Regions from separate parts of the Mus musculus genome. Here all the other regions are linked to region 1. The links are chromatin loops, found by intact Hi-C in ENCODE. Cell type or tissue: heart. All regions are shown on one strand.

Region 1 (8,000 bases):
AAGGTAGTCAGGATGCTTAGTATCAATTCCTTACACCTCTATACAACTTCTTTTTAATTAATTAATTAGTTAATTTTATGTGAGTTATGTGAGTTCACTGTAGCTGTCTTTAGACCCACCAGAAGAGGACATCAGATTCCGTTACAGATGGTTGTGAGCCACTATGTGGTTGCTGGGAATTGAACTTAGGTCCCCTGGAAGAGCAGTCAGTGCTCTTAACCGCTGAGCCATCTCTCCAGCCCCATAACTTTATTTTTAATAGTTTTGTTTTGGAGTCTAGTTTTGCTTCATGTAGTCGAGCTAGCCTCAAAGTTGCTATATAACCAAGGATTGTCTTGGATGCCTGATCCTCCTGCTTCAGCCTCCAGTGTGCTTAGATTACAGGCATGTACTGTGCTCAGTTTCCTTTTCTTAAAATAAACTTTTATTTATTCATGCTAAATTTACTCCTGTGTCATAAGTTTTGTCTCTTCAGCTTCTTCTGGGGAATAATTTGTTCCTTCTCAGTGAGGCTCATTGCAGTGTGGCAGGGGAGTCACATGTGGGGTAATCTGGCCATGAGCTCTGTAAATTTGTTGCTTCTTTGTAGACGCTTGGCTCACCTGGGTATGTTGAGTGTCTAGAGGACCTACATCTAAACCCTTAATTTCATAGTCTCTGCATTCTTAAGCATGTGTAGCAAAAATTCAGCATTCCTTTTGACCTACACTCTTTGTCCTTTCCCACTGTTTGGTCTGGATGACCTACCAACTCTACCATTAAACAGCTGGAAGGGTACACATTGCTTCTTTAAAGTGACATGTTTCAGGTATTTGGTGGCTTTTTGAATATGTGTCCTCAATGGCCTGGGCAGTTTCACCTTCTTAAAGTGAACACAATGATTTAAGCCTCTTGATTTGCATGCTTTTGTAGGGTTTTCTGGGTCAAGAGAGTTGTAAGCCATTTTTATAGATCACCTCAGGCCACTTACAGGAAGAGCTGGCTTCCTCTTTACACAATCTTTTTTTTTTTTAATATTTCTTTTTATGTGTATGAGTGCATGTTTGTTATGTACCACATGCATGCCTGGTACCTGAAGAGGCTAGAAGAGGGTGTCAGAACTGGATACATTCAGTGTCTAGAGGACCTAGTGTCCCCTGGAACTGGAATTAGACTGTGTGAGTCACTCACGTGTGTACTGGGATTTGATCCCCGGTCTTTTGGAAGATGGTCAATGCTATTGAGCCATCTCTCTCGTGTAGGCCTTGTATTCTTTTAGGGCTGTTACAACAAAATATGACACTACAGAAACAATATAGAATTCTTCACATTTTTTTGGAGACTAGAAGTCCATAATCAAAATGTCAACAGTGTTAATTACCTTCTGAAAATTTTCTTCTAGACTTATCAATTACTGTCTTCTCTGTCTTCAAAGGATCTCTGTCTATCTGTTCCTTAATATCCATTTGTTTAATTGCACCAGTTATATTTTACTAGAATCTACCCTAAATGATCATGTTTTAATTTAATAATATCTTTAAAGACCCTATCTCTATCCCTGCTCCCCCACACATCTTGAGGTACTGTAGAATAGGACTTCAGCATTGGGTTTTGGGGATATAATTCAGTCCAGAAAAGACTTCTAGTTCCAGCTTCTAGAATGCACACTTGCCCCCTTTCTCTTCTACCTGCTAGCCTTGTATAGTATGTTTTCTCCACCCTTTGTTTGGCTCTATTCCTCCACCTCTTACAGACACACAGCTTGTGTGGCAAGGACTCATGGAGACCTGCTCTACAAAGCCTACAGTAGAATGGGCAGGTCTTGGCCTGTCCCAAACAGCACAACACTCAGGAGTGGTTCCAGTTCCAGAAGTTACTTACTGTCTTACAGCCCTTTGCCATTTCTCTGCTCCGGTGTCTAAGCATTTGATAGCAGATTCTTTGTGAGTGGTCTTGGGCTATCCTAACTCATTCTTGGTTTCTCCTCCTGTAGCTTTTTGTTGTTTTGTGTCTTTCTTCAGTCTCCCAAGGCCAGGCAAGGTACAAAATCTTGAAGGCCCAACTCACCTGCCTCTGCCGTGTAAGTACACTATTGTAGCTCTTTCATTAGTCCTTACCTTGAGTAGTTTGTTTTACTTTTTTTTTGACAATGTTTTGTGTATATGTTGATATTTTCATATCCTAGTGTACATGTGAACTTTGTTCAGTTTTTTCCTTCTCCCGTGTGGGCTGGGATAGTACTTAGGTCCTCAGGCTTGGTTGCAAACTCCTTAACCTGCTGAGCCAACTCACAGCCAAGAGCTGGTCTATTTGAATACCTCACTTGAGGGTGGAACCCAGGGTCTTACACATGTGAGGCAAATGGTTACACCCCACAATCCCTGAGTTTTTGAGGGTAAGCCCATTATTGTGACATTCCTAAAGCCGACAAACAGCAACACCGTTAAGAATCCTCGGGAAAGAGACTTTAAAAGGTGAAAGAATTAGAGGCGACTTCAAGATTTTTAATTCTTTTTACTTGGTCACTTCTTCATGCCAGCTTCAGAGAGCACTACTATGGAGAGGCAAAGCTTCCCAGATTATTCTTAGTCAGTAAGTGGAACGTCTTGTTAAACCAGAAAGTCTTGCTCAATTTTCTTTTCTTTTCTTTTTTTTTTTAAAGCTTTGAATTTCCTTTGTTCAACTGACATTTATCCCATTGACACAGTTACTGTTAAAATATAGGTCACTGTTTTGTAAAATCTGTGAATTCCCCAATTTGTTTCTAATCCTTATAACTTCAAAAGTGAGTGGGTAAATTCCTGGAGGAGCTGCCACCTTATGGCAATAAGGGATCCCATTGTTCCTGTTGACCAATCTTAATATCTTCCTGTCTTAGCTTCCATCCAAGAATTCGTTTCCTGGGGTGTGCCTTTCCATCCTTTTCACTTTTGCCCTCTGGCACTGAACTACTCTTCTGGCCACAGTGCCCTCTTCTGCACCTTTCCTGGCCTCCATCACAGGCTTGTGTGGGATTGGGAAAAGAACTCTGGGTGCTCCTCTGAATTCTTGCAATAGTTTAGAATTCACCCCATTCTTGTCGAATGGATTTCCTCTCAGCGTCTCGGCACCTAAGATCAATGATTGCATTGTGTTGGGAAGTCTTCCAATCACCATTAATCTTCAATACATACTGCCATGAAAGTATGTGAAGTGATAAAACTAGAGAAATTTGTTGACTTCATTCACCTCAAAAGGCTTGGAGCAACCCCAGTAAAGGATGTAAAACAATCTAAGAAGTCAGGACTCCCTGACACGCACTGTGGAGGGCAGGCATGAGACTGCTGTCCTTTGTACCTTCCTTACCACCAAACTTTATTTACTAACACTTCTCTTTAGAAATACTCCGCGATCCAGCATCTTCAGCTCCTTTTGAGGTAAGCTGGGGAGCTAAGCAAAGGGGCTGGTTGCATAGGCTAGCCTCCACTACTCTGAAGGCAGTGGACAGGCAGGACATGGACCTCATTAGAGCGTCAGGATTAGCAATGGTTCTGTTCATCCAGGGCCAGCACGTCGCCGATCGCACCTCTTGGCTCCCCTGGGTTCCTTTCCCGCGCTACTCGCCAGCAGGTCCTTGAGGGGAGTTTCGAGCGGAACCATAGCTTCCACTCCGCTCTCTGCCGGGAGGTGGAGCCGTTGGGCCGGCCCCAAACCCGCCCAGACAGAAGGGGAACCCACCACGTCCCAGACCCGCCCGCCCTCGCACCGCTCGGCCCCGAATGGCAGAGCCGCACTCGGACCATCGGCATCGCCTCACGTCGCCCCGCCCCGCGCCGCGCGCCCATTGGCTGACGCGGGCCCGAGCCCGCGCCTCGCCCCCTCCCACTGGCGCCCAGACCGCGCGGCTGCCCGGAGCGGGGTCGGAGGTGAACGGCCTGGAGTAACCCCGGACGCGCGCGGACCTAATGGGGCTGGGCGGCTGAGGTGGGCGGCCGGGCGGGGGCGGGCCGGGGGCGGGGCAGTCCACCGAAGCCCCGCCCTCCTCGGCCCCGGTGCCGGGCCGGCCTGCTGAGCGCCTGTCAGCCATCGCCGAGCCGCCGGCGTCGCCTCCCGCCCAGCACATCTCGGCGCAGGGTCTCAGCGACCGTCGGTCCCTGCGTGCCGCCAGCCTGAGGTGAGGCGAGGGCCGCAGCGCAACCCGGAGCGGCCCGGGCCGCGGAGGGGCAGCCGGCAGGGGGCGGCCTCCCAGCCTCCACCGGCACGCGGTGGGGCTCCATCCAATGCAGACCCCGGGCCGGACAGCCGAGTCCTCTCCTCAGCTCCGCGGCCTCCAAGCCCCCTCGCTCGAGCTCCGCGTGGAGGGCTCTGGGGTCAGGCTGCTTGCGGGCCGAGACCCCGGAACCTGGGAGGAGTACCGCCCAGGGCCCTTAGGGAGGAATCAGTGAGTCTGCCCGGTGCTTGCTGCCTACTTGCGGGTCTGATTCTTTGCGTCGGTTCCTGGGCTCCGAGAGGGAGAAGACCACGTGGGAGGCGGGTGTTGAGGGTTGGGTCTGGTTGCACGGAAAGTCTCGGTCCTCTCTTGCGGAGAGAGGTGTGGGGCGCAGAGGCGCGGGCTGCTGTGGTACTCACTGTGCCTTTGTATCGCGGGGAGAGCCCGGGCCAGGCGGGCTGTCCCTTTGCCAGTTCCTGCTCGCAGGATTTGAGGGTTTCTATGAGGGACGTAAGTAGTAAAAGCGTGCTCACTAGTTCTTAACTCTCCCTTTGGCGTTCGCCTTGCTAATTTAGGGCAGCTATTGGAGATAAGACTTAAGAAGGTGATAGGAAGCTAGAGTTCAGAGGAAAATGTGAGTGGAGATTCTGCCCTCATCTGGGCCGATATGTATATAGTTTGGATATGTGTATCCGGCAAGTGGACATTTCCAATAAGCTTTAAAAATCAGGGGCTTCATGTAGGCCTTGTGGGTTTTTACAGAAGCATACAGGAGTATAACTAATCAGAGGAAATAATTTTAGATGGTTTTGTTAGGAGATTTAAGACAAAAGGCTCTAGGATTTCCTGATTCCATGTCTACATAAATTGTTTCAGAAACTTCCCAACGTGCAGAATAAATCTAATAACCTGGCCTTCACTCTCAGACGTTGTTCTCTCTTGACTTTTCTGTTTCATTTTTCCCTCTAACTCTACAGTTCAGGCTGGGAACTATGCTTTCCTTGGTTACATAGTTTAGTTTCCTCTCTGTTAGCGGATAGGAGAACCCTAATTTGTCTGTTGCTTGGTGAATGGGGATGCCCTTGACATCTGTCTTGGGATTTTTGTGTGTGTGTGTGTGTGTGTTCATTTGACAAGCACTTGTTGGAAAAGCGTTGTTGTCTAACAGGATTTTTCTAAAAAGCAGTGTAGGTAGTAGGTGCTTGCTAGCTGCAAAGTAGCAAGTTTCTTCCCACTTCTTTGGCTTCAGTTTATTTCTAAATACTATTTAAGCCTTAACAGAAGTATTGATGTGACCCCCATGATAATTAGCAAGACTTGTGGGTTTGAAAGATGTCAACAGTAAAATACTGAATTCTGGAGCTGCCAGCGCTTATTAATGTTATAGAGGTTTTGCTTGTGATTTGCCAGAGGATAGAAATACATCAAAGAAAAGATTAAGTCGTTTTCAAAATGGAAGGGAAAGTTGGGAAATAATGAATTTTTACATCAGACCATGACTAAGTATTATCAAAGATCTGTCATTGTGAAAGCTAGCCTTGGAGAACTCTAAAGTGCTGTGAATGAGTTCAGGTGTAGAGCACTTTTCAGCTAATAAGTAGGAAATTTTTACCTGTCACACAGACTGGTTTAACTGGTCTAAAGCCAGTGTTTTGTTTTTATTTGAAGGGACTTCATATGTGTAGCCTTGAACTTGGAATTCTCTTGTCTCAGTGTCTCAAGTATAAGGATTGTTTGTAGGCCTGTGCTGACATACCGCCTCCCTTCCCTCCTGAGATATGGTTGTTCCTCAAGTAGTGTATAGCCCTGGCTGTCCTGGAACTTTCTTTGTAGACCAGGCTGGCCTTGAACTCAGATCTGTCTGCCTCTGCCTTCCAAGTGTTGGGATTAAAGGGTGCCCTAACACACCCAGCTTTTTCTTTACCCTTTTCCTTTTTTTGTTTTATATTTATTTGGTTGTGTGTGTGTGTGTGTGTGTGTGTGTGTGTGTGGTGTGTGTGTGTGTGTATGTGTGGTCATGCAGGTGCTCAGGTGCATGTGTGGAGGTCTGAGGACAACCTTTAGGAATGGGTCTTCAGGTTTGAACTCAGGTTGTCAAGACTCCATAAGCACTTACCCCTTTAAAAAAAGAAACCAAAAAACTTTTCTCTATTTATTTTTTGTGGGGAATGTAAGCATGCCTGCCATGTGGAGATCAGAAGACAGTCTCCTATCTGTTTACTCTTATATCATGTGAGCCTTGGGGAATGAACAGAGATCATCATCTCACAACAGTCCCCTTTACCAGCTGAGCTACCTTCTGGGATTACAGGTGTGTGCCGCCATATTTGTTTTGTTTTTGACGTGTGTGTGTGTGTGTGTGTGTGTGTGTGTATGCTCTTGTGCAAGCTTACACCAGGTCAGAAGACAATTTATGAGAGTTGGGTCTCTCCTATCATGTGGGTTCCTGGCAAAAAGTGCTGTTATGTGTTGAGCTGTCTCCTTGGCCTTCAAATCTTTTTTTTAATGCAGTGCTGGGGATTGAACCAGGGCTTTGTGCATGCTAAGCATGTACGTTACCAACTTAGCATTCTCCGCCTCACTGTACCTTTCTGTGAAGAGGACCCTATTTGTAGATGACACAATTTTGGCATGTCAAAGCCTTGCTTTTTGTTTTTGTTTTGTTTTCAATTTTTAGGTATCTAATATCTTAATTATTGGATGAGCAACCAACAATTAAAATCGTGCAGTAATACACTTAAATTTAATGTTTTTACTGGGGAAAGGCTGGGTTACTTTTTGAAGCAATTCAGAAAAAAAGTTGTTTTATCATTCTTTAACTTTTTTTGTTTTGTTTGTTTTGTTTTGTGACAGGGTTTCTCCATGTAGCTCTAGCTGTCCTAGAACTCTCTCTGTAGACCAGGCTGGCCCCAAATTCAGAGATCTTCTGCCTTTACCCCTGAGTGCTGGGACTAAAGGCCTGTGCTACCACCGCCTAGTATTCCCTAACATTTAAGAAACGTCTTCTATATGTATGGGTACAGGAGGGATCAGGGTAAGGTCAGAAGGCAATTCTAGGGAGTTCTCTCATTTCCCTGTACATTGAACTCAAGTTCCTGTGCTTGAACTTGGAAGTCTGTTTGCTAGGTGAGCTATCTCATGTGACCCTTCACATGTTCTTAAAGATTAATAACTGTAGAAGCCACACATCAAGCATATTTCCATACATTTAAAATCAGAAGGCTTATGAATAAACACTGGAGCCTTATTGGCTGAAAAGTAAATCTTAATCACTGTTGAGGGGACTCCCATTTAAACGTGGTCCTCATCAATCCATCCACTTTGAAAACAGATTCCTATTTAAGTAGTTTATGTCTGTCTGTCTATTTGTAATCATTCTCAGCTTTCCTTGAATGCAATGGTTCATTTGACATGATAGAGACAGAAAGCTTGGCAGTAGCGTTACAAGGATGCTGCACTTACTTGCAAGAATGCATTTGACCTGGCAAAGGTTTTACAAGTTTAGCCAGTTAGTCTTCGCCAAGTGTATTCTAATGATTGAGTTCTCTTACCAATTTGTTACTTATTTAAGTTGCCATTACGCCATCTGGTTTTAGGATGGTTAAGGACACAGGTAAAAAGTTTCACAATAAGGGATTTTGTTGGGTGTGGTATAGGCCTGGCCTGTAATCTCCAAACTCAGGGGGCAGAAACAGGAGGACTTGCGTGAGTTTGAGGCCAGTGTGGTCTACACAGCAGGTTCCATGAGAGCCAAGGGCTACATAAGAAGAATGCTATCTCAAAAAAAAAAAAAGTAGAAGACCAACCCAGAAAGGGACGTTAATCACACTAC
Region 2 (8,000 bases), 390 kb before region 1:
CGTGGGCCCTCAGATCAGTGACTTTCCCACCCTCCCCTCACAGGTCACGAGTGGCAATCAGACACCAAGCCTGTGCATTTGATACATGGAGTTTCATTCTAGGGCAGGAGCATCCGGCAGCGTTTATTTAGAACGGGTTAGTGGCTATTTAACTTTTTCTCAAAGGGCTTCGCCACTTTGGAGAGTGGTTCCATTACTGGCCATTCTAACCCAGACAACCAAGAAACAAGGAATCAGGATCTATGTAGCCTGGGCCCAAACAACTGGAGGTCTTTTAGTCTCAGAAAGAAAAAATAAATAAATTTAGAAATTAGAATCTTATTAGAATTGTGTTTTCAAGAGTGTTTTTTAAAAAGCCTAGCACCGCCAGGCGCAGTGGCGCACTCCTTTAATCCCAGCATTTGGGAGGTAGAGGCAGGTAGATTTCTGAGTTCGAGGCCAGCCTAGTCTACAAAGTGAGTTCCAGGACAGCCAGGGCTATACAGAGAAACCCTGTCTCGAAAAAGAAAAAAAAAAAGCCCAGCACCAATCGGAGCAAAGGTCTCATGCAGTGTCTGCTGGCACAGCTGCAGCAGCTGCAGACCCCTGCAAGAGCCCCCCTTGATGAATGTGCAGCTGCTCGCCTGCACCTGCGTGCACCCCAGGGCTCCTCCCCTCCCCACAGTCCAGGATCCTGCGCCACAGCAGCACCAACTTTTGTCTAAATTTACAAATGACATTTAGGATGACATGGTCCCGTACATTAAATATGCTGTTTGGCCAGCCACCTTTTAATTTGTGTATTTTGGGTTATTCATGTAACTTAAATGGTTATTAATGTCAAACACTTGTTAAAGTAATTTCTGGCCAATCAGTTGTTTACATTTAGATTTTGTACTTTTGACCACAATCAATTTAATAAAGTTATTTCCATCCAAAGTGTAGGGTTATATAAGAAAGAAAGTACTTCACACTTATATTTGCTGTGGGATAAATTAAAAGATGCAAAGATTGGTTCTAGTGATATTTGTTTAATTGTGAGATTTAAGCTAGGCATGGTTAACATTTCTGTTATCCCAGTACCCTGTAGGCCGAGATAGAAGAGCGAGCAATGGGTAATATAGCAAAACCCAGTCTCAGAAAACTGAAGTAATGCTAGGCGTGGCAGTCCACACCTGAAATCCCTGCTCTGAGGAGTCAAGGCACGAGGGCCAGGAGTTTGTAAGTCTCTCCTTTGCTGTGTAGTTCCAGGCAAACCTGAGCTACATAAGGAGAGTCTATCTCAAACAAATGCCCAGCAGACACTGGGGAGATAGCACAGTGGGAAAGGTACTTGTGCAAGCCTGAGAACTGTAATTTGAATCACCAGAAGCTGCCAAAAAGCCAGATGGGCACTGTATGAGCAAATATAGCACGCTCTGGGTTCAGTTGAGAGACCCTGCCTCAGCGAATATAAGATGGAGAACAATGGAGACTGAATCCTGACAACCACCTCAGACACACACACACACGCACACACGAGAAATACAACAGAAACCAAAATTGTCACTTGAAGTACACAGTACACAGTTAAAGGCATGCATAGATCTTCAGGTTTTCCCCTTTGCCCCTAATTTCCTTCTTCTTTTTTTTTTTTTTTTTCTTTTCTATCATGGTGGTTCAGAAACTGCTGTGTAGACAGTGACTGGTGAACACGCACTCACACTGACTAAAGTCTTCATGTTCCAATGGTAGAGGGCTCGCCTGTCCAAAGGGGTCCGCCTACACAGTGAGGGGTCCACACAGAACATTGTGTGAGCTTGCATTCCTTCAGGGTGATTCTGAAATGGAGGGCCCAGGCATCGAGCTGACCCTGCCCTGACCCTGCATGGCTTCCACACCCTCCTCTGCATCCTCAGCTACGGCTTCTTTCACACACTTCCCTAGGCCAGAGGATCTGACAGGCTCTGGTTCTTTGAATTTTCGCCAGTTTGTATCTTGGTGAAAATACTTGCAAAACCGGATCTGATGGTTCATTTGCCGATCTGCTCCTGTCCTTTGCTTACCTTGAATAAAACCTGGCATTTCTTTGTAACCGTTGGTTTCTGGGTCTCTGATATGGATGTCAGGGTTCACCTAAAGGGGAATATACAGAAACACCTCTAGATACTATAGGTGTCCTGGTCCCCGCTTCTGACTTGAGGGACAGATTCTCACTGAGGCATTCTGGGCCTTGCTTTTCTCAGGCTGCCCGGTCAGCAGGGCTACAGCTGTAGATTCGCTATGATATAAAAAACAGCGGAAAGGCGTTGGAGTCAGAATCCTGTTCATGGCACTAAACTCGACAGTGTGTATGTGTGTGTGAACATTGTCTGTGTGCGTGTGTGTGGGAGCTGTGCATCTGTGGGTGTGTGTATGTGTGTGCACATGTGTGGGTGTGTGGTAGCTGTGCATCTGTGTGTGTGTGCCTTGGTATGCATGCATGTGTGTGTATGTGTGTCTGTCTGTGTGCATGTGTGTGGTATCTGTGCATCCATGAATGTGTGCCTGTGTGTATGTGTGTGTGCAAGTGTGTCTGTCTGTGTGCATGTGTGTGTATCTGCATCCGTGGGTGTGTGCCTGCAGAGTTCGTTCAGAGAAGGGCATCCACTGTTCTTCTCTCACTTGCTGCATTATTCCTTTGAGACTGAGTCAGTTGCTGAACCTGGAGCTTGGCTGGCTGCCAGCAAGCCCCAGTGAACTATCCTTTCTCCACTCCGAGTAGTACTGGGGTTACATGCCCGTGATCATACCCAGCTGTTTTGGTTTGGTTTGGTTTTTCGAGTCAGGGTTTCTCTGTGTAGCCCTGGCTGTCCTGGAACTCACTTTGTAGACCAGGCTGGCCTCGAACTCAGAAATCCGCCTGCCTCTGCCTCCCAAGTGCCGGGATTAAAGGCGTGTGCCACCACCGCCGGGCGTACCCAGCTGTTTTATGTGGGTGCTGGGGAGCTGAACTCAGGTCCTCAAGATCCCATAGGAAGTGTTCTTATTCACTGAGCTATCTCTCCACCACCAAATTAGATTTTTTTTTTCCATTTTACTTTTTATGTGTGTGGGTGTTCGGCCTATCTATGCCTGTGACCAGTTTTGCCGTACCTGTAGAGGCCAGAAGAGGGCATCAGATTTCTTCCCCCTGGAGCAGAAGTTACAAGGGGTTGCAAGCTGCTTTGTATGGACTAAACTTGGGTCCTCTGTAAGAGCAACAAGTGCTTTTAACCACTAAGCTATCTCTTCCTGCCTAAAGGCCTGTATTTCCCACTAACCCTCACCACTAAGTACCCATAGTCAACATCAGGAAAATAGGACTAAATATACTTTGACTTGACTAAGTTAAAACAATTCCTTGACAATGAATCACTGGTACAAAACAGGGGTTATAACTTATGCTTAGTTAACAGCAGTAGGTAATACTGGCTGTGTTTTACTTTGCAAATACTCCCCAGGCTCTCACACGCTTTATCCTAATGTATGTAAGACTCTTAGACAACCTCGTCATAGGAAAGGATATGATTTTTAAAAAAAAAAAAAAAAAAGATTTGCTTATTGCTATATGTACGTACACTGTAGCTGTCCTCGGACACACCAGAAGAGGGTGTCAGATCTCATATGGATGGTTGTGAGCCACCATGTGGTTGCTTGGATTTGAACTTGGGACCTTTGAAAGAGCAGTCAGTGCTTTTACCCACTGAGCCATCTCTCCAGCAAAATATTATTTTTACATGCTCTAACTACTTAATATTTTCATCTCATTGATTCTTTTTTTTATCCATTTAGCAAACTTTTTTAAAAAGTTGCAAGGTCTTGGATCTACAGATAGCACAGTTGAACTCCTGCAGTTTGGTATAATGGCCAGCAGGTGGAGACAGAGATCACAAAGTCATTTAGACTGGACATGAGTAGGGTGGAGTGGAGTCGGGTGGGGGTGGGTATCCAGTTCTCATTAGAAACAAGGGTGAGGAGCAGGCTTAACGTTGAAGTCACCTGGGACAACTTCAATGACTTATGGCAGTTCACAGATTCTGAGTTGAGTGGTCTGAGGTGTGTTGCCTTTGGGAGTTTTATAATAGTTGTATTACTGTTTCTACTTACAGCGACGTCTCAGACTTCAGAACACGCCACAAGGGTTGGTTAGTGTGTTGCAGAACCTTCTGGAGAATTTATGAACCCCTGATGTAGTCTTTGTCCTGGAAAATCAGTATATATCTGCCTGCTTGTGTGTGCACATGTGTGCAGATACCCGAGGCCAGAAGAGGGTCTTGGATCCCCTGAAACTGGGGAGAGCATTGGGACCTATCTGATGTGGGTGCTGGAAACCAAGCCCAGGTTCTCTGTAAGAACAGCAAATGCTCTTAACTGCTGAGCCTCCTCTCTAGCTCCATTATTTGTGTCTCTTGTTTTTTGTTTGTTTTTAGGGGGTAGGTTTTGTTTTGAGATGAGCTGTCACCAAATGCACGGGCTGGAGTTCCGTTCTCAACCGTCCTGCCTTAGCCTCCACAGTATTGGGATCACAGGTCCACACCCAGCACGTAACTCTTCAGTAGGCATTTGGATCTCTCAGCACATGAACTGAGGTTGACATGGAAGGGAAGCCCTAAGAGCTTCAGCGATTGTCCGTGGTATTCACACCATCCTTCCGTCTCCGGGATGTCCCTTGTTCCTAGGTTGCAGGCTTTTCTTCCTGGACCCTTTTCTGCTTGGCCCCATTTGCTGGGGTAGTTACCACTGGATGCTCAGTACTGGCTTGAAAACTCCCGATGGAGGGAAAACGTACTCTCCTTGCTAGCCCCATCTTTCAGAACACGCTTTACCACTCTTTTATGGTCACCTGCCTGCTTATCTGTGGCCCTCCCTGCTGGATATAAGTCACTTCCTGTCTTGTTGGCCTTTCCTCGCCTGAACAGGTCCTGGCAAGAGTCTGTTGAGTGAATTGGAAAGGAATACAACACCCCCTCGTATCGACGAGCACCGAGGCCTCGGAGGGGAGATGGTAGCCCTCATGACCAAGCTCACCAAGGGGACAGCGGGAATGGAATTCAGGTCTTGGAGGCTTCTCTATCTTATACTGTCTCCTACATGGCTTTGCTACTGTACATATGTGAAACCCAGATGTGGGGGAAATTAACATATAAAGAACGCTCTTTCCAAGCTTGGGACTTTATTTTTGCTTTTACCACATTTGAAATTCCACACATGGCTATCACTCAGATTCAAAGGTGAACGCTAAGCCAGTTCAAGCCAAGAGGCACTCCCAGATGAGGGTGGTGAGGGCTGGACCCAGGCCAGCACAAGAGGAAAGCCAGTCAGGCTGTTCTTCCTGACTAGGAAAGGGAGGAAATCACATTTGAGGAGGGAGTGGCCTAACCCAAGGCAGGGAGGTTTAGCCAAGCGGATGGCCTCTGGTGGGTTAGCTTGTGACGCTCAGCATGGTGAGCCCATAGAGAGGTCATGGGCAGTGTCGGTAGGCTTACTAGACTTGTAGGTATCCCTAAAGCAAAATAGATTTGCTTTAGGGAGCACTCAGGTAGCAGATGGAGCACGAACAGAAGGGAGGAGCTGAGGGTTCTCACTCGAGGCTTCATTGTAGTTGCTGCCCGTGTAACCTGAGCCCTGGGATATTGAAACTCCCTTCCTTGTGACTGAGGTGTTGGCCATAGAGGGTGCCCCTCAGGAGGCACAGGAGCCTCCCAGGTATGCCATGCAGAGGAGGTCAGGTAGCATGGACCGAAGAAGCTCGGCATAACTCGAGGAAAGACAATGCTGGGTGTGAATCCACAAAGCCAGGAAGAAAGCGCAGCAGGCAGTCCCTCCAAAATTTCCACACAGTCACCACATGACTCAGCAACTCCAGGTGACACCCCAAACAAATGATGTGACCAAGTACAGCAGTGCCCACAGCTGCAGCATTCGGGATAGCCCCTAACTAGCAACGGCGGCTCTGCTGGCGACCAGAGAACGGCATGATGTGTGTCTACTCGGTGGAATAATATTGGGCTGTAGAAAAGGTGAAATATCAATATACTCCATATCGTGGGTGAGCCATTAAATGCTATGCTAAGTCAAAGAAGACAGCCACGTATACTGTAGGTTTTCATTTACATGAGATGCTCAGAATAACATTTAAGTGTTTGCCTGAACAGGTGTTGGGGATAATAAGGGAAAGTACCTGAGTTGGGTTCCCAGGACCCACGTCCAATGGCTCACAGCCACCTGTCACTCCAGGGGATCCAGCGCTCTCTTCTGGTCTATGAGGGCAACTGCACTCACATGACACAAGTGTCAGGTCAGCTTGACTTCATAAGAACGGAACAGCTCTGGAACAGTAGGATTTTCATTCATTTATTCATTCATCCATTCACTGGAGAAGATATCTGGAGAATTTATCAAATATATAAGATATAATATATAAAAATCAGGCAAGTGCAGGGCAGTGGTGGTGCATGCCTTTAATTCCAGCACTTAGGAGACAAAGACAGGCAGATTTCTGAGTTCAAAGCCAGCCTGGTCTACAGAGTGAGTTTCAGGACAGCCAGGGCTACACAGAGAAACCCTGTCTCAAAAATAAAAAAGAAAAAGAAAAGAAAAGAAAAAGAATCAAGCAGAAGAAAATATCAGGGAACAAGGAAAAAAAAAGTCCTGCAGATATCACACTTGATCAGGACGGTAAGCTAATACCGTCAGTGACCTGGGGTCTCGGGGGCCAGAGGCAAGGAAAAACAGATCATGGCCGGACAGAAAGCTCTGGGCAGATTATAGTTTGGCACGAGGTGTGAAGGAAGTTCTCCCTGGGAAGACAACCTTTGAGCAGAGGCAGGCGGGGGTGACCCTTGGGGTGACCACAGAGCTGTACAGCAGGTGGCACGTAGGACACACAGGCTATCTTAGAGGGGCAGGAGGTAACAGAGCAGAACAGCAGGTGGAAACAGGAGGAGGCTGAGCGTGGTAACTGGGATGTGGGGCCTTCCTGGCCTTGTCCCCCCACCATAAAGAGGAGGGGTTTAGGAACCATGGGTGGGGAGGGCTGTGAGCAGAGCTTTGCCCTGACCTTATGGAAGGGCCCCTCTAAGTCAAGGTTTTCAACCATGGCACTGTTAATTCCTCGGGCAGGCTGGTTCCTTGTAGGTGCACTGTGGGATGTTTGTCAACATCTCAAACCCCTTACTTAACCAGACGCCAGGAAGAATCCCCCTAACTATGACAACCCAACATATCTCATGCTTTGGAAAATGTGCCCTGGAGGGCTAAGAAGCCCAAAGTGGAGAAGCATCGCTCTTCTCTGAGCCTTAGCTTGTAGGGGGCATGGGTTCAGGGAGCTCTGGTCTGAAAGGCTGGATTTGGGGGTGGTCGTGACACCTGTAGGATAACATGTCTCTCGTGCAGTGAGACAACCTTCCACCCTGGAATGAATGTAAAGAAAAAAAAAAAAAAAAGCAACACCCTTGGTTACGCTTAATGCTTTGAACAAGAACGGTATGTAAGGTGCCAGAGAAGGTACCAGAAGAATCTCTTGAGCTTTTGGCCCTGCCTCACAAGCATGGCAAGGCAAGAGTATAGAAAAGGGGAGTGGTAAGGGGCTGGAGACAAGGGAACGCGAGCCCCAGTCATCTGGGAGGGGCTCATCGATTCTTGATGCATTTCCTGAGTATCTTCTATACATGAGGCAGTTTCGCTAGCATCGTGTCATCTGAGAACAATACTTAACAGTGAGGCAAATGTTATCCTTCCTGTTTTGTGACTCACAGATTACGAAACTTCTGAGTAACATGCTCAGATCACGGTCGGGACGCATGCGCCTTCCTGTCAATGCCCGATGCTGGCTCCCTGAAGCGTCTAAGTGAAGCTTATGCTAGCTAGCATTGAAGGCAGCGCAGGTTCAAGTGGGGCTGGGAAGCAGAGCAGATGACACAGCTGCTTGCTGCTTGAATGGAGCTTGGATGGGGAGTAAATTACAGGGATTTGGGGCAGGGCTATTTCTTAAAGCATAGAGCTTGTTAATATCAGTTTTG
Region 3 (8,000 bases), 65 kb after region 1:
AAATTAAACTATATTCTGTCTTAGAAATATTTTCTATTTCTTATTTTTACTCTTCACCTGCTATAATAGGAATTCCTCAAATACAGTAGTTTAAGTGAGGTGTAACTTTCTAATGATCTCTTTCATTCTAGTTCAGATATAGGCTTGTACCAGACCTTGGTTTATTGTTCTTCCTCCTCCTAAGTAGGGTTTAGCAAACTACAGCTCATAGAACAAATCCTGCTGATTTATTTTGTAAATAAAATTTTAGTGAACCACAACTATGCTGTATAACTTATATTTTATATTTGACTGTGTTATTGCAACAGTGAAATATCTGAATAGCAATGACAGAGACTATAGTCCACAAAGTTGAAAATAACTACTTTGGTCAGTCACCAAAAAGGTTTGCTAACCTTTGATATTGTGTGGCATCAGAATTCTGATGACGAAGCATCCTGCAAGATTGTGTTCCATTTTAGCCAGGGTGGATGGGTATTTAGAAGTCAGGCAAATAATTACATGGTACATAAGTCACACAGACACTTCTCACATTCCTCTACACACAATTTCATCATAACTCAGAACAACAATTGTTAGGAGTTAGAGTCACTAGTTGGATGGCCATGTGCCAGCTGAAATTTGAGAAACTCTTCCCTCAAAAGATGAATAGAAGTGTTGGAGTAACCTGTGCCTCAGTCTGTTCTTGCTATCTATTTCTTGTTTGCTAGTTCAGGCTGAGAATACATGTGTAATTCTGTAAGAAAAGCAGACTGAAGTCACCACAGTCACCTAGTGCTGCAAGATACACAATCTCAGATCAAGGGTCTCTAGGTCCTTTTTTGGGGGGGGGGTGTTGAGACAGGGTTTCTCTGTGTACCCCTGGCTGTTCTGGAGCTCACTCTGTAGACCAGGCTGGCCTTGAACTCAGAAATCCACTTGCCTCTGCCTCTGCCTCCCGAGTGCTGGGATTAAAGGCGTGCGCCACTACTGCCCGGCTAAGGGTCTCTAGGTTCATGAAAATTTGTACATGAGGTACGTTCCTTTTTGTTCATGGTCCAGTGATTTGAAAGAAAGAGTCTTTCTTTGTCTCTTCCTAGTTGTATACCTTTTCTGCAATGATAGAATGAAATCAGAATTCCTGTTTGGAATCATTGTCCCACAGACACTAACAGCTCTGTGTAGGAAGGAGTTGTGCTCTCCCTGGTCCATAGGCGAGTACTTTCTCAGTTAGACTTGGCTGCTCATAGGAAGTCAGCTCCTTTGCCACTGCCCTATAAGACACCTGAGTTGATACTGGGCCAAGTTCTTCCCGATTTCGTTTCTGTAACATGGGTTTTCAGACTGCCTCCTTTGGGGGAAGTTTTATAGCCTGATTCCCACTGATGAGGGATTAGAAATATAACTGTTACTTAAGACTTTAGTCACATATTTTGAAGGCCAGGCTTGTAGCCTTGTGTTCAGAAATGTAATTCTCTCAATTATTTAGTAACCTTCTGGACTGTTTACTTATACTCAGTTTCAAGTTGGAATAATCAGATGTAGTAATTTCTTTTAGATGAAGAGTTTTTATGTATCTTAGGCTGCACTCAAACTCTGTATGTAGCTGAGGATAGTTTTGAACTCTGATCCTCCTGCCTCACCTTCACCTCTTTCAAGGTATGTGTCACCACACCTGGTTTGTGTGGCGGTAGAGATCGAACCCAGAGCCTTGGGCATGGTAGGCAAGCACTCTGTCCACTAATCTACAGCCATAGTCCTTAACATTTTTTTTATAGTTAGTTAATATGGAGCAAGCACTTCATTTTGTAGGAAATAATCTATTAAATGTGTCCTTTTGTAACAAGGAGCTCACCCCCCAGCTTTCCCATCTGCCATATGTTTCCTTGTTCACCTTTACCTTATTGTTAAACTAGCATAACAGATTTTAATTTTCAAAATAGCATCATTCCATCTGCAGTTCCAAATGACCATTCTGGTTAGGATACATATTAAATTGCTATATATAATAAGAAGATCCAAGAAATTCAGTGAGCCTATTTTGATTTGCCATTCTTAACTACATGCTCTCATCTGCATGGTTGAAATCTGATTTGTTATACATCTCACTTGCCAGTGCTTGAATCCTGTTGGTGAAGACATGGTCCCTATAAGAGATTAGTCACTAGCTACATAAGAGATTAGAAACCCAATCTCTAGCTGGTAACAGTGTTTCTAAGAACATGAACATATTGGGAATCCTGGAAACTAGGAGTCAGTGAAGAATTTACTCCCATCTTTGTTTTGCCTCTGTGCCCTCTGGTCTAATGGGAGACTGCTTGTCATCTGATGTGAAAACACTCTTTTCTCCCACTTTATCACAGAGTTTGTTATCTCAGGACATTATATAGTAATCAGAGTGGGTATGATTTTCTTGAATGTGGGTCAGAATTTTGGGTGGCTTATCTAAGCACTGAGTAGTTGACAGCTAGCTGTATGTAGTTACAGTGATGCAATGGCTGGACAAGTGGCAAACTCATAGTCTCTTATCTTCTTTAAGTGTGCAGTGAAACTTGCCAAAATGGTTGGTTATGTGAGTGCTGGGACTGTGGAATACTTGTACAGCCAGGATGGAAGCTTCTACTTTTTGGAACTGAACCCTCGGCTACAGGTTGAACATCCTTGTACAGAGATGGTGGCTGATGTCAATCTTCCTGCAGCACAGCTCCAGGTGAGTCACCCTGACCTGGATTCAAGTTATAGCTTAGGGAATTTCAAGAAAAGTACAAATAAGCAAGAGCCTTTATTTCTCATAAATACGGGCTACGTGGTATGGGTTAGTTTTCTGATGTTATTCAAACTAAACAGTTGTACTGTATCTTCCATATAAACACAGCCAATAAACTGTTTTGAGAAGAAACTTTAAAATCAGTCTGCTTTTGGGCTGGAAAGATGGCTCTTTTGTTAAGAGTATTGGCTGCTCTTCCAGAGGTCCCAGATTGATTCCCAATGCCTACTTGGTGCACAGCCTTTTGTAACTCCTGTTGTGGGAGATCTGATGCCCTCTGCTGGCTCCTTCAGTCACTGCACATGTTGTACAGACATGTAGGCAAAACATTTATACATACACTTTTTTAATTAATAAAAAATTTAAAGAACAATTTGCTTTGTTTAATTACAGTAAACTCCATAACTTTGGCATTAGCCCCCATTTCTGATTCTAGTCTGTTTATTGAAACAAGTCCAGATGAGGTGAACTGAGTAGTACACATTGTAAAAATAATATATAAAGTGGTAGCTATTGTTCTATCGTCTTCTTCCAGCCTGGGAAACAAATAGTATGGTAAATAGTAGAAGCAAATGATAATATTTGACATTATTTTATCTGCATTATTTCCAATTTGGGCTGGTCCATCTTAGGGAACCTGGTGGTCCCTGCTCTTTAGAGGGACCATATTGATGCTGAATTTAGTATGGAAATTAATCACCTAATCTCAAGCAGTCTTCTTATCTCAGGCGTCTGAGCAGCTTGGACTGTGAGCACATGACAAAATACCTAGCTGATAATCTTATGTGACCTAGTTTTGGCATATACTAAAAACAGCTTGCAGGTTCCCACTAAAAAGAGTTTTGTGGGTTTCTTTACTTTTTTTTTTAACATTTATTTATGTATATGGGTGCGCATACTATAGCATGTGTTTGGAAGGTAGAGGACAACTTTTGGGAGTTGGTTCTTTCCTTTCACCATGGAGTCTGGAGATTAAATTCAGGTCATTGCCTTGGCAGTGAGTGACTTTGTTGAACTGTTTCACAAGCTCTTATTAGAGCATATTAATTTTATAAAATAACAGGCTTTTCCAGGAGTATTGGCACATGCCTTTAATTCCAGCACTCAAGAGACAGAGACAGACAGATGTCTGTGAGTTTAAGGTCAGCCTAGTCTGCATAGCAAGTTCTAGGCCAGCCAGGACTATGTAGTAAGACCCTGTCTCGGAACAAACAGGGTTTCATTATGCTGTTTTTATGCATGTTGATCATATCCCTCCTTGGTTAGTTTTCTTGTCCTCCTTTTGTAGGAGTAGCCACCCAAGTAAGGGTCTAGAGATTTATTTACTCTTTCCAGTGGTTTACATCATGAGAGACAACTCTAATGTTGTTAAGGGTTTTTACCTATCTGAACTTCTTGACTTTTTTTTTTTTTCTTTAGATAATTTTATTCTCATCCCCCCATGGAGAAATGATAGCAGAGGAAAATGTCTGTTGCATTATGAATTTGGGGACATGTTAGGAAAGGGGAATGATCCTAGCAAATAACCCTTAGCATTGTGTTTTATTTTATATAACTTAGATAGTTGTAGAATGCAGATTACAAAAGTAGAATGCTTTAGTAGTAATTCCAAAATATGCAAAGACTCTCAGGTATTTTGATAGCTCCCCTCTGTTAAGGACAGGGACTGTGGAAAGTGACATGTGTTTTATTATCTTTCAGATTGCCATGGGGATCCCTCTATTTAGGATCAAGGATATTCGTATGATGTATGGGGTATCTCCTTGGGGAGATGCTCCCATTGATTTTGAAAATTCTGCTCATGTTCCTTGCCCAAGGGGCCACGTGATTGCTGCTCGGATCACCAGTGAAAACCCAGATGAGGTAACCCTTCACTTAAAAGGCTTAATGTTAAGACAAGTGTCTGAGGACATGCTTTTGAAGTCTTGGACCGGGTTTTGAGAGGGAAATTTATAGAAGATTTGGAGAGCAGATACATGATGGTTGCTGCACTGGCCATTTCATTTCAAAGTCACTCAGGAAGCATCCGTGATTTGTAGCTCTGGACCTTGTGAACTATAGCTCTGGACCTTGGCTTGTATGGTTTTGGGTCAGCTGTGCCTAATGAACCTAGAGCCTGAACATCAAGTATCAATGTTCTTTTCCCTGCCACTAAATGTAGTCTCTTTTGTTCTTCGTCCTCTAACAGGGGTTTAAGCCCAGCTCTGGAACAGTTCAGGAACTTAATTTTCGTAGCAATAAGAACGTTTGGGGTTATTTCAGTGTTGCTGCTGCTGGAGGACTTCATGAATTTGCTGATTCTCAGTTCGGGCACTGCTTTTCCTGGGGAGAAAACAGGGAGGAAGCAATCTCGTGAGTATGATAGCATTTCACTGCATTTTGTTTAATAAAATTGGGCTAATCCTCAGTGAAGGCATTGGCCATTCTTCATCTGCTGTGGAAGCGCTGCTGTGGAGAACTTGCTGGAAGAAATATATCTTAGTTTGTACTTGAATTCATCCTGTGTTCTGTACTGCTTGGCAGATTTGTTTGTTTCTAAGTCTTTGCAAGGTTTTTGCTTTTTGGTTTTTGAAAGTGAAGTTATTTGCTTTGATGTTGGTTTTGTTTTAGTTTTATATTTTTATTAGGTATTTTCCTCATTTACATTTCCATTGCTATCCCAAAAGTCCCCCATACCCTCCCCCCCACTCCCCTTGTTTTTGTTTTTACAGTGATGGTAATATTGCTGGGGAGAGGTAGATTCTTGCCCATGAATTTGGTATCAGATAAGTTATAGATAGTATAAAGTGCTTCACTAGATAGCTGTGAGCAACTCACATGCATTAAATTTTCTAATTTGACAGGTAAAATCTATGTGTATGTACAAAGGTATATAAGTATGTGTATGTATACATACACATACTTGTGAGTATGTATTTAAGGGTATATATACTACATGCTGCTTTGATATGCACATGCCTTGTGTAACCAAGGTCTTACCATTTTTTATTTCTGGGGATAATCTAGCATTTTCAGATATTCAGTGATACTGACCACCATCACCATGGTGTCCTGACATTTAAAATAATAAAATCTTACTTGATTTATGAAAAGAGAATAATTATATTAAACCATGGAACAGTTTATATAAATATAAATGGCAGATTAAATATTAATATTCTGTTAATTATATGCATCAAATAGTCAGTAGTTTTGCTTGCATAAAAATTGGTGGGAAGTAATTTTTATTAGTATATGTTTTAAAATATCTGTCATAGATTCAAAATTAGTTCCTCTGCCTCTCTCTGTCTTCCTTCCTGGCTTTCCCTCTCCCCTTCCCTCCCTACTTCCTTTTCTCTCTCCTGCCTCTTCCTTCCTTTCTGTTTTTCTTTGTGGTGCTAGAGATTGAACACAGGATTTTATGCATACTTGCTACTAAGCTACTTCCAAACTTCTCTTTCTGTTTCAGTTAAAGCTTTAATGGTGTGTTGCCTAGCCCCTGATTTAATAGTATTCCTTTCACCTTTGAACTGTACACAGAATGTGTATTCCCTTAGTATTTTTTAATAGTCTTAAGAGATTTTGTTGTTGTTATTGCTGTTAGGATTTTTTTTTTAATTTTAGCTGTATGAATAATTTCCCTGCATATATTTATTTGAGCCACATGCATGGTGGTGTCTGCAGAGGGCAGAAGAGGGGGTCAGATCCGCTGGAACTGGAGATATAAATTGTTGTGAGCTACCATGTAGGTGCTGACAACTGAACCCTGGTTCTTTGGAGAGCTGCTAGTGTTTTTAACTGCTGGGCCATTTCTCCAGTCCAGTTCTTAAGCTTGTAACAATGTTTCCAAAAGTGATGAGGTCTGCTTATTCCTGTGTTTTGTATGTTATACTTCTTTACATCTATTCAAGACTGTGTGTGAAAATGTTCAAAATTATAATAGTGCTATCAGAAAAAAATGTATAAAGTTGCCTCTCAGTGCGTTATATTGCTTTAATAATCTGATGTGGGGTGTGTGTGGGTGTGTGTGTGGTTGTATGTGTGTGTGTTTACAGCCTGCAGGAGTCAGTTTTTCCACTGTGTGGATTCTGAGAATTGAACTTTGATAATTAGGCTTGGCAGCAGGTGCCTTAACCTGTTTAGCCAGCTTGTGGAAGTTTCATGTGGCTGCTTCATTTAACTGGACATGAGTTGAGTAGTTTAGACAGTCCCCCTTCACTTTCCCTGTCTCATTTGTGTTTCCAGGCTGGCCTCTATTGGCATTTTTGTTTCAGTCTTGATTAAGCAGGCCATTGTATTTATTCTACAGGATATGTCCAAAGCCTTGGTCAGAATTCTCACTACTTTCTTTTGGTCTGCTTGTATATTTCTCTATAGAAGAAAAGAAATTAGGTCACCTTTTATCATATTGAAATAGTCTCTGCAATAGATGCTTCCTGATACTGTACCAGAAATTCTTCTTTCAGCTCAGAGCTTTCTTCGTGGCATCTAATCTGTACTCTATCATTGGCTGTTAGATCTTCCTCTCTAATAGTCTTAGCCTACACATCCAACATCATTTCTCATAATATAAATACCATACATGAATATGTTGTTTCTACTATATCCCCTGAACAATAAGCATATAGTTTATATATTCCCTTTCTATCGGCAGATTTGCCTCTCTCCCTGTCTGCGAGCCCTCTTTTTAGCTGCACTGTTTTCTTTTTTTAATTAGGTATTTTCCTCGTTTACATTTTCAATGCTATCCCAAAAGTCCCCCATACCCACCCCCCCCAATCCCCTACCCACCCACTCCCCCTTTCGACTAGGCCATCTTTTGATACATTTGCAGCTAGAGTTAAGAGCTCCGGGGTACTGGTTAGTTCATAATGTTGTTCCACCTATAGGGTTGCAGTTCCCTTTAGCTCCTTGGGTAATTTCTCTAGCTCCTCCATTGGGGGCCGTGTGACCCATCCAATAGCTGACTGTGATCATCCACTTCTGTGTTTGCTAGGCCCTGGCATAGTCTCACAAGAGACAGCTATATCTGGGTCCTTTCAGCAAAATCTTGCTAGTGTATGCAATGGTGTCAGCATTTGGAAGCTGATTATGGGATGGATCCCTGCATATGGCAATCACTAGATGGTCCATCCTTTCGTCACAGCTCCAAATTTTGTCTCTGTAATTCCTGCTGCACTGTTTTCTAAACAAAGTACCTATTTTTCCTTTTGGTCTGTTTGCTTCATTCTTCCTTTTCTCTAGTCGCTCATAAATTTACCACACTCAATAGATA

Evidence for each region. A loop is a pair of places that touch in the nucleus more often than their neighbours do. Peaks named below come from ENCODE experiments on the same cell type or tissue, not always from the same donor. Only the 100,000 strongest peaks of a DNase experiment are listed, where the experiment ranks them.
Region 2: a loop joins it to region 1, with 2.8 times the contacts of the local background. A loop is called at or near these places in 2 of 42 quality-filtered maps.
Region 3: a loop joins it to region 1, with 6 times the contacts of the local background. A loop is called at or near these places in 14 of 42 quality-filtered maps.

What each region holds. Positions count from the first base shown.
Region 1 is chr11:84,175,795-84,183,794 of GRCm38, forward strand. It overlaps a transcript of Acaca not described here. Among named protein-coding and RNA genes, the nearest start is that of Gm11437, 12 kb to the left of the region's middle. In heart, CTCF peaks have their summits at 3,611 and 4,243 (motif pointing right); DNase peaks (open chromatin) are centred at 3,787 and 4,387; H3K4me3 peaks cover 2,728 bases; H3K27ac peaks cover 2,328 bases.
Region 2 is chr11:83,781,702-83,789,701 of GRCm38, forward strand. It overlaps Heatr6 (HEAT repeat containing 6), which reads left to right. Exons shown (of 20, transcript NM_145432.3): 20 at 1-2,053. The coding sequence ends at 21. Among named protein-coding and RNA genes, the nearest start is that of Gm38934, 25 kb to the right of the region's middle. In heart, CTCF peaks have their summits at 3,100 (motif pointing right), 3,827 (motif pointing right) and 6,240 (motif pointing left); DNase peaks (open chromatin) are centred at 5,310 and 7,780; H3K27me3 peaks cover 860 bases.
Region 3 is chr11:84,240,760-84,248,759 of GRCm38, forward strand. It overlaps Acaca (acetyl-Coenzyme A carboxylase alpha), which reads left to right. Exons shown (of 54, transcript NM_133360.2): 10 at 2,519-2,689; 11 at 4,448-4,609; 12 at 4,935-5,098. Among named protein-coding and RNA genes, the nearest start is that of Acaca, 49 kb to the left of the region's middle. In heart, a CTCF peak has its summit at 3,028 (motif pointing left); no DNase peak of the experiment used is centred here.